2 separate regions of the Homo sapiens genome follow, and region 2 is linked to region 1. Evidence: read pairs that join two places in POLR2A ChIA-PET (ENCODE). Cell type or tissue: Caco-2. All regions are shown on one strand. Region 1 holds the start of GOLGA2 (golgin A2). Region 2 overlaps SLC25A25 (solute carrier family 25 member 25).

Region 1 (8,000 bases):
CTGGGATTACAGGCGTGAGCCACTGCTCCCGGCCTAATTTTTGTATTTTTAGTAGAGACAGGGTTTTTGCCATGTTGGCCAGGCTGGTCTCAAACTCCTGACCTCAAGTGATCTGCCCGCCTCAGCCTCCCCAGGTGCTGGGATTACAGGCGTGAGCCACCATGCCCATCTGTCACTGGGTTTATAATCTCATTGGATAAAACCCTTCCTTGGGGCTTTCATCTTTGCCCTTTCTGCCTGTAGAAGCTGTGAAGGCCAGTGCCTAGTACACAGCCAATCTTCAGGAAATGTATGTTGGATGAGCTGTCTACACATGATACAAGAAGGGACCGAGGAAGACGGTCTTCCTGGTTTTAGGTTAGTGGCTTGTAACCAGTCACTCAGAGGAATGAGTGAGCACTCTCTGCCAGGAACTGACAAAGGGTCCAGGAGCGCAGCAATGAATGAGACATCAAGCCCAGCCCACTGCTCTCATAGAAGGCATAGCCTAGCCCCAAAGAGAAAGCGCCCAACGATGAAGTTCTTCCTCCAGATGCTTCCAGTTAAAGCTCTACTTACCTATCGCCCCATCAGAAAGGCCCTCTCTGACAGCCCTGTCTACAACAGTAACATCTCAATCACTCACTATCCCTTTTTCCTGATTTTTAATATTTTTTGAAATTTAATTTTTCTTTTTTTTTTGAGACAGTTCTCGCGTTGTCGCCCAGGCTGGAGTGCTGTGGCACAATCTCAGCTCACTGCAACCTCCGCCTCCCGGATTCAAGCGATTTTCCTGCCTCAGCCTCCTGAGTAGCTGGGATTACAGGCGCATGTCACCACACTCGGCTAATTTTTCCATTTTTAGTAGAGACAAGGTTTCACCATGTTGGTCAGGCTGGTCTCAAGCTCCTGACATCGTGATCCGCCCACCTCAGCCTCCCAAAGTGCTGGGATTACAGGCGTGAGCCACCGCACCCGGCCTTTTTTAAATTTAATTTTTCTTTTAAGATGGGGTCTGTCTCGCTCTGTCATCCATGCTGGAGTGCGGTAGCACAATCACACCTCACTGTAGCCTCAACTTTCTGGGCTTAAGCAATCCTCCCACTCTAGCCTCCTGAGTAGCACAACAGGCATGTGCCATCACACTCAGCGAATTTTTTTGAAAAATTTTATTTTTTTGTAGAGATGGGGTCTTGCTATGTCACCCAGTTTGTTCTCAAACCCTGGGCTGGAGCAATCCTCACACCTTGGCCTCCCAGTGTTAGGACTGCAAACATGAGCCACCGCACCTGGCCTCCTGATGTTTTATAGCATTTTTCGTCACCCGACAAGTTATGCATTTCATTATTTTCATTGCCTTACATTGCTTTACATCACTGAAGTGTAAGCTCCATGAGGGAAGGGACTTTTGTTTACTGCTGATTGCATAGTGTCTACAACAGTACATGGCACATAGTAGACACTCAATATTAATATTTATCAATGAATGAAGTAACCAATAAACGAATTATAAGTCTGGAAAATGCTTTGAAGTTGAAGTACAGTGTGCTATGGGAGAGTCTAACAGGGCAACTGGACTGACCCAGAAGTGGGGATAAGGCTTCTCCGAGGAAGCTAAATTTTAAAGGATGAGCAGGCTTTAGCTTGGCAGAAAGGTGGAAGAAAGTATTGCAGACAGAGGGGACAAAAGAGTTGGCCCTCTGTATCAGTGGGTTTCACAATGAAAATATCTGATGAAAAAAAAGCATGGTTGGCCAGGTGCAGTGACTCACACCTGTAATCCCAGCACTTTGGGAGGCCAAGGCAGGCAGATAACGAGGTCAGTAGTTCGAGACCAGCCTGGCCAACATAGTGAAACCCTGTCTCTACTGAAAATACAAAAATTAGCCAGGCATGGTGGTGCGCACCTGTAGTCCCAGCTACTTGGGAGGCTAAGGCAGGAGAATCCCTTGAACCTGGGAGGTGGAGGTTGTGGTGAGCCAACATCACACCATTGCACGCCAGCCTGGGTGACAGAGCGAGACTCTCTCAAAAAAAAAAAAAAAAAAAAAAAAAAAAAGCATGGTTGAATCTGTATTGAACACGTAGCCTTTTTTTCCTGGTCATTACTCCATGGGGATCCTGGCAGCAATCTCCGTGGATACCCAGGGGTGAATGTGTATCTGAATGCCTTAAGGCAGGAGACAGCACATGTGTTCGGGGGAATGAAAGTGGTTTCCACGTGTGTGAATGGGTGAGTGAGGGGATAGTGGTGTGAAAAAGAACAAATGCGACCGGGCACGGTGGCTCACGCCTGTAATCCCAGCACTTTGGGAGGCGGAGGCGGGAGGATCACGAGGTCAGGAGATCAAGACCATCCTGGGTAACATGGTGAAACCCCGTCTCTACTAAAAATACAAAAAATTAGCTGGGCGTGGTGGCGGGCGCCTGTAGTCCCAGCTAGTCGGGAGGCTGAGGTAGGCGAATCGCTTGAACCCTGGAGGCAGCGGTTGCAGTGAGCCGAGATTGCACCACTGTACTCCAGCACTCCAGCCTGGGTGGCAGAGCGAGACTCTTGTTTTTTTTTTTTTTTTTTTTAAAAAGAACAGATGCAACCATGAGTAGTGCTATTAGAAAGGAGAAGAGGCAGAGCACACTTCAAGAGCTTGGGGTTCCTCTGATGATGCAAGGGCAGTTGGAGGAGTTGGTTTTGTGGTCCTGGTTAGGAGGCTGAGTGTGATTTCAGACTTGGCAAGTGGGAAGGCAAAGATTCTGCAGGCAGCTCTGGGTGTCCCAAGAAAGGTCAGGGCTGGAGAGAGATAGGAGGGTTGTGGGCACTGGGGTGGGCTGAGGGAGTGGGAGTCAGAACTTGGAGCAGGTGTGTAGAAAGAGAATGGCAAGAGGAGAGCAGAGCCACCCGGAAATGTGTGGGCAAAGGATTACCCAGGTGCTGAGGCAAGAGACTGAAGGCACAAACTGTTTCAGTATAATAAAGAAAATAGAATAAGAATAGTCACAACACAAATTAGATATAGAGATGATCATGGACAATTATCAATCATTAGTATAAACACTATTAATCATTAGCTTTTAATATTACTCCTTGTTGCACTACTAATATAACCTAAGAATAACCGGCAAGTATAGGGTCAGGTGCTGAAGGAACATTGTGAGAAGTGACCTAGAAGGCAAGAGGTGAGCCCTCTGTCACACCTGCATAAGGGCCGCTTGAGGGCTCCTTGGTCAAGCGGTAATGCCAGTGTCTGGGAAGGCACCCGTTACCTAGCAGACCGTGAAAGGGAGTCTCCTTTCCTTGGAGGAGTCAGGAAACACTCTGCTCCACCAGCTTCCTGTGGGAGGCTGGATATTATCCAGGCCGGCCCGCAGTCATCCGGAGGCCTAAACCCCTCCCTGTGGGGCTGTGCTTCAATGGTCACGCTCCTTGTCCACTTTTATGTTCCTTCCATACTCCTGGTTTCTCTTTGAAGTTCATAGTAGATAGTGGTAGAAGAAACAGTGAAAGTCTTAAAGTCTTTGATCTTTCTGATAAGTGCATAGAAGAAAATGCTGACGTATGCTGCCTTCCCTCTCTGCTTTGGCTACCTAGAAGGGAAGGGCCCACTGGCCCACGATCATGTGACTTGCTTGATCTTATCAATCACTTGGACGACTCACCTTCCTTACCCTGCCCCCCTTGTTTTGTATGCAGTAAATATCAGCGTGCCCAGCCATTCTGGGCCACTACCGGTCTCCACGTCTTGGTGGTAGTGGTCCCCTGGGCCCAGCGGTTTTCTCTTTATCTCTTTGTCTTGTGTCTTTATTTCTTACAATCTCTTGTCTCCGCACATGGGGAGAACGCCCACCAAGCCCCGTAGGGCTGGATCCTACAGAAATGCCCACATTTACCTCAGGAGTGGCAGGAAGCAAAGGAGCCAGCCGAGCGGGCACAGAAAAAGAGGCAGGAGAGGTCAGGAGGGTGCTCCTGCAAATAGGCCCAGAGAGGAGCAAGCCCAAGGTACCGCTTAAGAGTTCAGTTCAAGCCCAGGCACGGTGGCTCATGCCTGTAATCCCAGCACTTTGGGAGGCTGAGGCGGGTGGATCACTGAGGTCAGGAGTTTGAGACCAGCCTGGCCAACATGGCAAAACCGTCTCTACTAAAAATATAAAAATTAGCCGGGCATGGTGGCGGGCACCTGTAATCCCAGCTACTAGGGAGGCTGAGGCTGGAGAATCACTTGAACCTGGGAGGCAGAGGTTGCAGTGAGCCAAGATCGTGTCATTGCATTCCAGCCTGGGCGACAGAGCAAGATTCCGTCTCAAATAAAAAAAAACAAAAAAAACCAAAAACAACTCAGTTTCTCAGTTTAAAGCCCCCAGCTCTGCCACGTCCTGGCTATATTCATCTCTCTGGAACTCACAGGCCTCACCTCAACATGGGGACAGTAAAGCGTCTTCTCAAAGGTTGCTGGAAGGAACTGGAAAGATGATGCATGTAAAGTAAGCTGATGGGACAATGCTCAATAGAGCCTCCTTTTTTTTTTTTTTGAGATGGAGTTTCGCTCTGTTGCCCAGGCTGGAGTGCAGGGTGATCTCGGCTCACTGCAACCTCCACCCCCTGGGTTCAAGCGATTCTCCTGCCTCAGTCTCCCAAGTAGCTGGGATTACAGGCATGTACCACTATGCTCAGCTAATTTTTGTATTTTTAGTAGAGATGGGGCTTCACCATGTTGGGCAGACTGGTCAAACTCCTGACCTCAGGTGATCCACTCACCTTAGCCTCCCAAAGTGCTGGGATTATAGGCGTGAGTCACTGTGCCGGGTCGAGCGTTGTTTTTAAAAATGGAAGGAATGGAAGCTGGGCATGGTGGCTCATGCCTGTAATCCCAGCACTTTGGGAGGCCGAGGCGGGCAGGTTGCTTTGAGCTCACGAGTTTGAGACCAGCCTGGGCAACATGGCGAAAATTTGTCTCTACTGAAAATACAAAAAAATTAGCCAGGCGTCATGGCACACAACTGTGGTTCCAGCTATTTGGGACGCTGAGGCAAGAGGATGGGTTGGGCCTGGGAGGCAGAGGTTACAGTGAGCCCAGATCGCACCATTGCACTCCAGCCCGGGCGACAGAGTGCGACTGTGTCTCAAAAAAAAAAAAAAAAAAAAAAGAGAAGGAATGAATTAGCATGAATGAGAAAGGCATGATCTGCAGTGAGTTACCGCATGGTCAAAGACAGTGGATACCAACCCACTTGCAGAGAGAAGCTCAATCAGCCCAGTGCTTTTGGCAAACTATGGCTGCCACCCCGTCATCGTCATCTGAGCTCACTGTGAGTTGCCCTTCAGGCCCTGCCTCTGACCCTGCCATCTCTGGAGAGCCCTCTTTGCAAGCCCAAGCCTGGGCTCCCCATCTCAGAACCATGTGCATACTTGTCCTGGAATTATTTTTTTGCCTGTGGCTCCTGGAGGGCAGGGGGCTATCTGGCATACACCTGCATTGCAGCAGTTGCTAAATCAATGAACAAATACCAAGTCTTTCCCGATCTAACTTCTTTTTTGTTTTTGAGACTTGTCTAGCTCTGTTGTCCAGGCTGGAGTGCAGTGGTGCAATCTCGGCTTACTGCAACCTCCACCTTCCGGGTTCAAGCAATTCTCCTGCCTCAGCCTCCTGAGTAGTTGGGATTACAGGCCTGCACCACCACGCTCGGCTGATTTTTTTGTATTTTTAGTAGAGACAGGGTTTCATCATGTTGGGCAGGCTGGTCTTGAACTCCTGACCTCAAATGATCTGCCCGCCTCAGCCTCCCAAAGTGCTGGGATTACAGGTGTGAGCCACTGCACCCGGCCCTCACGATCTACCTTAAGAGTGGTGGTAGTTGTAGTGGCAACTCCATCTGGGGGATGAGAGAAGGAGTAGGCTGCGTTTTGGGGGTGGCTTGCCAGCGAAGAGGAGAGACTATTAGCAACGAAAGGAGTGGCCAGGGTGAACGCCAAGCATTTTCCTGACTGGGGAGCTATGGGTTTGTTTAAAGGCAGGGCTGGGTGAGGGGTGAAAAGAGCGAGGAGGAGAGATGGCTGGTGCTGGACTGGAGTGAAAGGCATCTGAGGAGCCAGGAGACAGGATGGGGAGGGAGAGGAGTTAGCCTAGGACAGGACAGGATAACACTTCTTTGAAGACTGGCGGGCATGAGGAAAGGAAGGGGAGGGATTCGGGAATGACCTGGCGGTTCTCAGTCGACTGGGAGAAGATATGGAAGAGGGCCAAGCGGGGATTGGCTGCTGTTGGGATGGGGAGTGGGGCCGGGAGCGCACAAGGGAAGGTCGAGGATGGGAAAGGGGGTGTGGGGGAAGAAATACTCACAGGGGATCGGAAGGCCCCGCGGCAACTTCGGGTAAGTCTTGGTTCAGTCCTAGAGAGGAATCCGAGGGGAAAGTCTGATTGGACCCACAGCCCGCTGTGAGGACGGGGTACTGTGGGGATGCGGGAGGAGGAGCAGTTGGGAAGTAGGAGCGCCAGGGACTGGATCCATCTGGAAAGGGGGCAGACACGCTCTCAGGATCAGGGTAGAGACCCTCTAGGAAGGGGGCGTTCTGAGACGGGGGTTGTCTGGAGCACTGGATGGGAGTCTTTGGAGGTGATTTCTGGGAAGGGAGAGTCTGGGGCAGGGCTGTGAGGAGTCAGGAAAGAAACTGTGGAGTCCGTTCCTCGCCCACCTCCTGAGCCCTGGGGTCCGAGGCCCCCGGATCAGGGGGTTCAATGGCGCAAGAGGGTCCAGCGCGGGAGTCGGAGAGCGACCTCTCAGGTGCACCGGGCCAGGAACTCTGACCCGGAGTGTGAACTGGCGCACAGAAAGCTGCGCGCGCACCCAAGGAAAGCCGGCCCCGCCCCTCTCCCGAGGTGGGCGGGGACAGCGGTTGCGTGCGCAGCTTTTGTTGTGACGCCACAGGTCCCTCTGGCCACGCCGCTGCATAGCCACGCCCCCTTCCGCTTCATATTTCTCATTGACCAATGGGCTTTGATCTTTGAGGCCACGCCCCCATTCTGCGCTCCAGTATCGCCCTGGTTACGCCTCCTCTGGCTCCGTCGCACAGCTGCGCGGTGGCTGACTGACTTCCGCAGTGGTTGCCGGGATCGCGCTGATGTGGCCCCAACCCCGCCTCCCTCCCCGCCCCGCGATGTCGGAAGAAACCCGACAGAGCAAATTGGCCGCAGCGAAGAAAAAGGTAAAGTGCACCGGGTCGCGGCCCCCCGACCCAGCCCCAGCCCCACTCCGATGGCAGGACCATGGCCAGAGTCTCTGCCACTCCTGAGGCACACCGGGCTGGGCTCCCCACGGCGCGTCCGGGCTCCCTCCACCAAAGTCTTGTCAGCCAGCCCCGCCCCCTCAGCCGCCCAGCCCCCGCCCTCGCCAGTCGCCCCCGGGTGACTTTGGGCTGGTGCTCCCGGGGCTCCCCGCTCCAGACTCGGCCCTCACCTCCTGCCCCCCGAAGTCCGACCTCCCTGGGCTCTTTGGGCTGGCGTCTCCAAGGACCTAGGACCCCAGCAATTCAGCCCCTGCCCTCGCCAGTGACTTTGGGCCCGTGACTCCCGGGGCCCCCCGCTCCAGACTCGACCCTCACCTCCTGCCGCCCCAAACCGGACCTCCCGGGGTTCTTTGGTCTCGGGTCTCCAAGGACCTGGGTCCTGGCCCTGCGGTCCCCTCCCCCATCGCGGAGCGGCGACTTGGACGTCGCGCTGATGTTCCCCCTAGGAGTGGAATGTAGTGACGTCACAATCCCCCTCGGAACCGTAATTAGTTGCGCGAGACCAGTCTTTGATCTTAGGACCCAGTCCCCTAAGTGTTCTCATCCCGCTTCTGGTTCCTCTGGTCACAGCATAAATTTCCAGCTGGAAGGGGATTGGGGACTATGGGACCTAGGAGGGAGAGGTTTCAGGCTGCCTTACACCCTTAACATAGACATTGACAGTGTGAAAAGCCTACACTTCACCCGTGAACTGAAAACATTGGCAGTATCTCTGGGTGGCAATGTGAGAACGGGATTGGTTTGG
Region 2 (8,000 bases), 200 kb after region 1:
CCCCATCTTTACTAAAAATACAAAAAAAAAAAAAAATTCGCTGGGCGTGGTGTTGGGTGCCTGTAGTCCCAGCTACTCGGGATGCTGAGGCAGGAGAATGGCGTAAGCCCGGGAGGCGGAGCTTGCAGTGAGCGGAGATCGCGCCACTGCACTCCAGCCTAGGCGACAGAGCAAGACTTCATCTCAAAAAAAAAAAAAAGAAAAAAGAAAAAAAAAAGAAATATTAACACTCAGAAGCCATGAGAGGGAAGAGTAGTAACACTTTTTAGAAAGTTAACAGATGAAGCGAGATTTTATTTGACAGAAAGTCAGAATGATTAGGCTGATTGATTTGATGAGGACTGGCACAGCCAATATGGTCATATAAAAGGCCTTTTCCATAAATTAAATGAGTCATATATGCAGCTCTAAGATTTTGGCCAAAACCAGAACCCAAACCAAAACAAACAAAAAAAAACACTTTTATTTATTTATTTTTTTTTTTTGAGACGGAGTCTCACTCTGTCACCTAGGCTGGAGTGCAATGGTACTATCTCGGCTCACGGCAACCTCCACCTCCCGGGTTCAAGCAATACTTCTGCCTCAGCCTCCTGAGTAGCTGGGACTACAGGCGCCCGCCACAATGCCCGGCTAATTTTTGTATTTTTTAGTAGAGATGGAGTTTCACCATGTTGGCCAGGCTGGTCTTGAACTCCTGACCTTGTGATCTGCCCGCTTCAGCCTCCCAGAATGCTGGGATTACAGGCTGAGCCACTGCGCCCGGCCTCAAACAAAAACATGTAAAGCAGATGTACAGGCCGGGCGTGGTGTCTCACACCTGTAATCCCAGCACTTTGGAGGCGGAGGTGGGTGGATCACCTGAGACCAGCCTGGCCAACATGGTGAAACCCCATCTCTACTAAAAATACAAAAATTAGCCAGGCGTGGTGATTCTAGCTACTTGGGAGGTTGAGGCAGGAGAATCCCTTGAATCCGGGAGGCGGAGGTTGCAGTGAGCCAAGATTGCGCCACTGCACTCTAGCCTGGGCAAAGAGCGAGACTGTCTTAAAATAAAATAAAATAAAAATAATAAAGCAGATGTACAAAATGTGCAAGGGGATATGCTGTTTTCAAAATTATTTTTGGGTGGTACAGGAGTCAAGAGTTTGAAGACTCTCTTTTATATACTGATATATGGCAGTGCCAGGCTATTCCAGAGGCAGGACTGTAGCAGGTGAATGTCAGTCTCCGCTGGAATGAACCAATCAGCCAACGGAAAAACTCAGCTCCTATGTGCTGCCTGCGCTGGGCGGCTGGAGTTTCAGGCTGTAAGGCAGGACTCTTAAACGCCCACCTGATGTGACTCAGCAACAATTGGACAATGAAGAGGAGCCACAACTCACCTCATTTGGCACAAATGAAACTAAGGTATGGCAGATGACAGAACTGCAATAATGAAAAAAGGAAATCCATGATCTATTTCCATTTTAGGAAACAGAACCGGAAAATCTAGCTTTGACAAAAACTCCCTAAAGAAAACTCCTGTAACTGTGGAAGGAAAAGAGAAGTCCGGCATGAAAACCCTCAGTCTTGTGGATGGCTTCTGTTTACTCCTGGTGAAAAGCCAGTCCCCTTCGAGGTCCCAAGTTCAAGGTGAATGCATATTAAAGATGTCTTTTTCTTTTCTCTACAAGAAAGTTAGAGGCATACAAAATTTACCCAACTCTTAAGTGTAGGATTTTAAGATGTAACAAGTCAAGTTCTACAGAAGCAAGGGTCTGCTTGGAAATATGGGATTTCTACTTTATTTTTTTTGAGACAGGGTCTGGCTCTGCTGCCCAGACTGGAGTGCAGGTATGATCATGGCTCACTGCAGCCTCAACCTCCCAGGCTCAAGGGATCTTCCCACCTCAACCTCCCAAGTAGCTGGGACCACAGGCATGCCTGGCTAATTTTTTAAAATTTTTTGTAGAGATTGGGTCTCCCTATGTTGCCCAGACTGGTCTCGAACTCCTGGCCTCAAGCAATCCTCCCACCTCAGCCTCCCAAAGTGCTGGGAGTACAGGCATGAGCCACCGTGCCCGGCCTAATTTCTCTTCTTTTTCTGCTCTTATAAGAGCATGATTCTCCTTTAGATTAGACATGTGCACCAAGAGTAAGGAGCAGGGGGTGAATATGGTATGGAGGCCAGCATGTGACAACCCAATCACCTAAAATGTTCAAAAAATTTTGAAGCAACCCAACACTGGCCAGTGGGAGCCACACAATTCGTCCATGTGAGCCTACTTGTTGTACCCACCCTGTCCTTATCCTCTCCTTTCCTTCTCCCACGTGAAAAAGCAAACCAACAAATTTATTACTAAAGCAACATAAAATGTTTTTAGTTTCTGAAAACAGATCTCAGGATTGCACTCACACTGAGATGATCTGACTCAACACAAACTTAACTCTCACCAGCTGCTTGCTCTGCTTTGCACAAGGACTGCAGGCAGGAGAGAGGTCAAGGGGGTGAAACCCTCCCTGGGCTGCCTTACACGCAGCACAGCTGTTCAGGGTGGGAGGGCAACTGGATGAATGCCGGCTAATAGCTGGTTTAAACCAAGCCAGCTCTCCTAAACAATTCAGAAAAGGAATTCTTTAGCTATAGAACTATCTACCTTTAGATCCTATTTTTCCTTCTTCTGTAGGTTAGAGAGGAAGAGACTCTGGCAAACAAAAAATACACCCAAGTCGTGAATGAAAAAAGGAAAAAAGTTAACTGTGTCCATAAATGCATCACTAAGGGGTGCTGAGGAACCTTGTCTTTCTCCCTAAGATCCCCCCTACAATGCCTTTATAGGACACTGGACAAATTGCTTAACTTCTCCAGCCTGTAAAATGTGGGGAGTGAACTGAACAACCTTGAAAACGCTCCAGTTCTAACATTATATGGATTCCAACTCAATCTAAAGGCCTTAACCAAAAGCAACAACAGGGTTTTGGGCAAGTGGGATAGAAAAGGCCAACAATGGCTGGGGGTGGTGGCTCACGCCTGTAATCCCAGCACTTTGGGAGGCCGAGGTGGGTGGATCACCTGAGGTTGGGAGTTCGAGACCAGCCTGGCCAGCATGGTGAAACCTCATCTCTATTAAAAATACAAAAAAAAAATTAGCCGGGCACGGTGGCGCATGCCTGTAATCCCAGCTACTCCATGCCTCCATGCACTCCAGCCTGGGCAATGAGAGCAAAACTCCGTCTCAAAAAAAAAAAAAAGCCCAACAAGGTTGATGAAGGTGTGTACCATAGCTGGTTTTAACCAACAGGACCATTCCACTGTGTCCTATCTACTCTACAGATAAGGACTTAACAGACAGTTGGTTCTTTTTTTTTTTTTTTTTTTTTTTTGGGATGGAGTCTTGCTCTGTCACCCAGGCAGAAGTGCAGTGGCACGATCTCAGCTCACTGCAACCTCCACCTCCTGGGTTTTTTGTGGGTTTTTTTTTTGTTTTTTTGTTTTTTTTTTTTAGATGGGGTATCACTCTGTTGCCCCGACTGGAGTGCAGTGGCGTGATCTCGGCTCACTGCAACCTCCACCTCCCAGGTTCAAGTGATTCACCTGCCTCAGCTTCCCAAAGTGCTGGGATTACAGGCATAAGCCACCATGCCCGGCCCCTCCTGAGTTTTTTTAAGCGATTCTCCTGCCTCAGCCTCCCCAGTAGCTGGGATTACAAGCACGCACCACCAGGACCAGCTAATTTTTTTTTTGAGAGGGAGTCTCGCTCTGTCAGCAGGCTGGAGAGCAGTGGCACGATCTGGGCTGCCTGCAACCTCTGTTTCCCAGGTTCAAGCGATTCTCCTGCCTCAGCCTCCCGAGTAGCTGGGACTACAGGCGTGCACCACCATACCCGGCTAATTTTTGTATTTTTAATAGAGACGGGGTTTCACCATGTTGGCCAGGATGGTCTCAATCTCTTGACCTCGTGATCCGCCCGCCTCGGCCTCCCAAAGTGCTGGGATTACAGGCGTGAGCCACCGCGCCTGGCCCCTCCTGGGTTTTTTAAGCAATTCTCCTACCTCAGCCTCCCCAGTAGCTGGGATTACAGGCATGCGCCACCAGGCCCGGCTAATTTTTTTTTTTTTTTTTTTTTTTTGTATTTTTAGTAGAGACAAGGTTTTGCCAGTTGGCCAGGCTGGTCTCGAACTCCTGACCTCAAGTGATCCACCTGCCTTGGCCTCACAAAGTGCTGGGATTACAGGCGTGAGCCACAACGCCCAGCCAGTTGGTTCTTATTCTTGGTGATCTAAACTACCCTCTCTCCACCCTTTTTTTTTTTTTTTTTTTTTTGGCATCAGCAGCATTTCAATCAATGGTTTTTGAGAGTCTTCTTACACAATGTAGGCGGTTCTGTGTTTTGGAAGAAGTGTCACATTAGACTCCAGCCAACAGGGAGGGAGGACAGGAGGAAAGGTATGGAGCCAGAGTGTGATGGAACAACACTGAAAGCTTCAGGCACCGGCAGGAACAGGGACAGCCACCTCTCCAGTTTCCCCACTGACCCTGCAGAAAATGAGTCATGATTTATCTCCTCAAACTTCCTGGAAAAGCCAGCCAAGAGCTTAAAGTAGATAAGAAGCTCCTTATGGCCTACCTTTGTTATTCATTTACTTTAAAGGAAGATGCATCTTTAAGACAACAGCTTCTTTTGTCAGGTGTGGTGTTGAGTCTTTTATATCCCGTATTAGGAACAGTGTACCTATCATTTTAGTCACGGCTTCCTGTGCACCACCAGGGCCTTAAAATGCTGAGACAGAGTTATGCACAGGTATGTCAATGTCATAAACTATGAAAATAAATGTGGCCAAGTTTTAAAGGCAAGTTAAGTGTCCACAGTCAAAGAAGGAAGGCGGCACTGCATTGAGCTAAATGGGGCAGAGTCAAAATCCTGGGTTCTGGAACTGGCTTGGCCTCCAAGCAACCCAGCCTCCGAGCCTTAGTCCCACTTCTGCAAAGTAATGCTGGTTAGTGAGATAATCTCCAAAGCTTTGAAGTAAGCTCCACTTGAGCTTCCACTTTCACAACTTCAAGGTCAACTCTGTACTTAGGAAAGACGATCCACGGCTTCTGAGAGGGCAACAGGCTTGCAAGATGAGGAGGTCCGGTTTCTGTCCAGGGAAAGCATGCGGGCCCCAAAGACGTCTTTTTGTGTAGATAGAGTGAGTGAGTCTACTACAACTTTTTATTGTTTCTTTGCTCATTTTGATGTCCACAGAGCCCAGGTTTTCCACAGCGGACATCCCCTTCCACACCACGGAAGCTTCTCCCTCTCCAGGTTGCTGGGGTGGGGCTATGTCTCCCTGGGTGCCACACACCCTTTAATGCTGATGTCCCCAGGCTTTGCCCTCCCTTGCCTTTCGCTTTTCACCTAAGCAAACTAGGGGCAAAATATAGGTGATTCTGACCAATTCTGGGCACCTTATTTTCAAAGAACCAATGGGGAAGTCACTTGGTGAATATGTGCCAGACCCAGTCCTGGGCTCTTTCTATGCTTTATCTAATTTAACCCACACACCCCCCTTATGCAGTAGGTCCTCATACCAACAAGTTTCTGATAAGGAAACAGACTTGGAGAGGGTGAGTCATTTGTTCAAGGTCACTCAGCTAGCAAGCAGCAGAAGGAACATTTGAACCCAGGTCTCATACCATACAAATCACCCTTTTTTTTTTTTTTGAGACAGAGTCTCACTCTGTTGACCAGACTGGAGTGCAGTGGCGCAGTCTCGGTTCACTGCAACCTCCAACTCCCAGGTTCAAGCAATTTTCCTGCCTCAGCCTCCCGAGTAGCTGGGATTACAGATGTGTGCCACCATGCTCGGCTAATTTTTGTATTTTTAGTAGAGCTGGGGTTTCTACATGTTGGCCAGGCTGGTCTCGAACTCCTGACCAGCCTCCCAAAGTGCTGGGATTACAGGCATGAGCCACCCATTTAAAGTATACAGTTCAGTGGTTCTCAGTATCTTCACGGATATGTGCAACCATCACTCCAGTCAACTTGAGAATATTTCCAACACCTCAAAAAGAAACCTCATCTCACCTTCCTATCTCTCTACCCGCCAGTACCCCACTCCCAGGTAGGCAAGTACTACTCAATTTTCTGTCTCTGTAGACTTCTCCATTCTGGACTTTCACCTAAATGGATCATACAGTGCATGATCTTTGCGACTGGCTTTTTTTTTTTTTAAGACGGAGTCTTGCTCTGTCGCCCAGGCTGGAGTGCAGTGGCGCGATCTCGGCTCACTGCAAGCTCCGCCTCCCGGGTTCACGCCATTCTCCTGCCTCAGCCTCCCGAGTTGCTGGGACCACAGGCGCCCGCCACCGCGCCCGGCTAATTTTTTTTGTATTTTTAGTAGAGACGGGGTTTCACCGTGGTATCGATCCCCTGACCTCGTGATCCACCCGACTTGGCCTCCCAAAGTGCTGGGATTACAGGCGTGAGCCACCGCGCCCGGCCGCGACTGGCTTCTTTCAATCAGCGTAACATTTCCGAGGAAAGTCTGTACTATAAACCCCATGGGTTATTGTCTCAGCTAAGGGAACTGTAAGGTATGGACAGCACGTCACCTGAGAAGTGCATGATGATACCTGTTTTTAGCAGCAGCAGAGATTATAGGAAGATAAGACCACAGATTTCAGATAAAGGGCCCTTGGATCACTTTTCTGTCTTGCTCCTGAAGGTACACATGGGGCAATGGGCAGCAGCAGATACAAGATTTCAGTCTAACATGACAGAGAACTCACAGTGACTCCAATTAGGTTCACAATAGAAAGGGCGGATGACCATCTGCGAAGGATGCTTCCGGAGAGCTTATCTCCATGTTGGGTGGAAGGCTGGCTAGTGACCATGATGGCCCGTCACCCATCCAAGACTAAATTCTATGGTTCTGCCAAATTCGCATTAGTATAATTAATGGTTAAAAACAAAAAGTTAGGGCCGGGTGTGGTGGCTCACGCCTGTAATCCCAGCACTTCGGGAGGCTGAGGCGGGTGGATCACGAGGTCAGGAGATCGAGACCATCCTGGCTAACATGGTGAAAACCTGTCTCTACTAAAAAATACAACAAAAATTAGCTGGGCGTGGTGGTGGGCGCCTGTAGTCCCAACTACTGGGGAGGCTGAGGCAGGAGAATGGCGTGAACCCAGGAGGCAGAGCTTGTAGTGAGCTGAGATCACGCCACTGCACTCCAGCCTGGGCGAGAGAGAGAGACTCTGTCTCAAAAAAAAATAAAAATAAAAATAAAAATAAAAATAAAAATAAAAAAAAAGTTAGGCTGGGCGTGGTGGCTCATGCCTGTAATCCTAACACTTTGGGAGGCCAAGGCGAGAGGATCACATGCGTTCAGGAGTTCGAGACCAGCCTGAGCAACATAGGAAAACCCCGTCTCTACAAAAAATACAAAAATTAGCTGGGCATGGTGGTGCACACCTGTAATCCCAGCTACCTGGGAGGCTGAGTGGGAGGATAGATTGAGTCTGGGAGGTCAAAGCTGCGGTGAGCTGTGATTGAACCACTGAACGCCAGCCTGGGTGACAGAACAAGATTCTGTTTCAAATAATAAATAAATAATAAAAAGTTGGCTGCCAGGCACATGTCATCAAGACCCCTGAGGCTGTGTCACAGGCATAATAAAATAAAATAAAATAAAATAAAAAGTTGGCTGGGTACAGTGGCTTAGGTCTGTAATCCCAGCACTTTGGGAAGCCGAGATAAGAGGATCGCTTGAGCCCAGGAATTCAAGACTCAGCTGGAATAGAAATGAAGAAATGAATACCAGCAAAATATTTGTTTCTATCATTCCCTTGTGGGGATGTGAGACTTCAACAAGTAATAACTCTTTTTTGTTTTTTTTCTTTTTGAGACAGAGTCTCGCACTGTCACCCAGGCTGGAGTGCAGTGGCGCGATCTCGGCTCACTGCAACCTCCGCCTCCTGGATTCAAGTGATTCTCCTGCCTCAGCCTCCCGAGTAGCTGGGATTACTGGTGCAC

Evidence for each region. Peaks named below come from ENCODE experiments on the same cell type or tissue, not always from the same donor. Only the 100,000 strongest peaks of a DNase experiment are listed, where the experiment ranks them.
Region 2: POLR2A ChIA-PET joins it to region 1 with 12 read pairs; 4 of 35 experiments call an interaction of 5 or more read pairs at or near these places.

Annotation. Positions count from the first base shown.
Region 1 is chr9:128,275,067-128,283,066 of GRCh38, reverse strand. It overlaps GOLGA2 (golgin A2), which reads left to right and starts at 7,060. Exons shown (of 27, transcript NM_001366244.2): 1 at 7,060-7,174. The coding sequence starts at 7,091. SWI5 (SWI5 homologous recombination repair protein) reads right to left here and starts at 6,791. Exons shown (of 5, transcript NM_001318089.2): 1 at 6,665-6,791; 2 at 6,312-6,360. The coding sequence starts at 6,726. RefSeq lists enhancers at 6,557-6,686, 7,547-7,596 and a silencer at 7,287-7,396. In Caco-2, no CTCF peak of the experiment used is centred here; DNase peaks (open chromatin) are centred at 3,586, 6,266, 6,976, 7,676 and 1 weaker place; H3K4me3 peaks cover 2,054 bases.
Region 2 is chr9:128,075,713-128,083,712 of GRCh38, reverse strand. All of the region lies in intron 1 of SLC25A25 (solute carrier family 25 member 25), which reads right to left. Among named protein-coding and RNA genes, the nearest start is that of SLC25A25, 11 kb to the right of the region's middle. In Caco-2, no CTCF peak of the experiment used is centred here; a DNase peak (open chromatin) is centred at 4,482.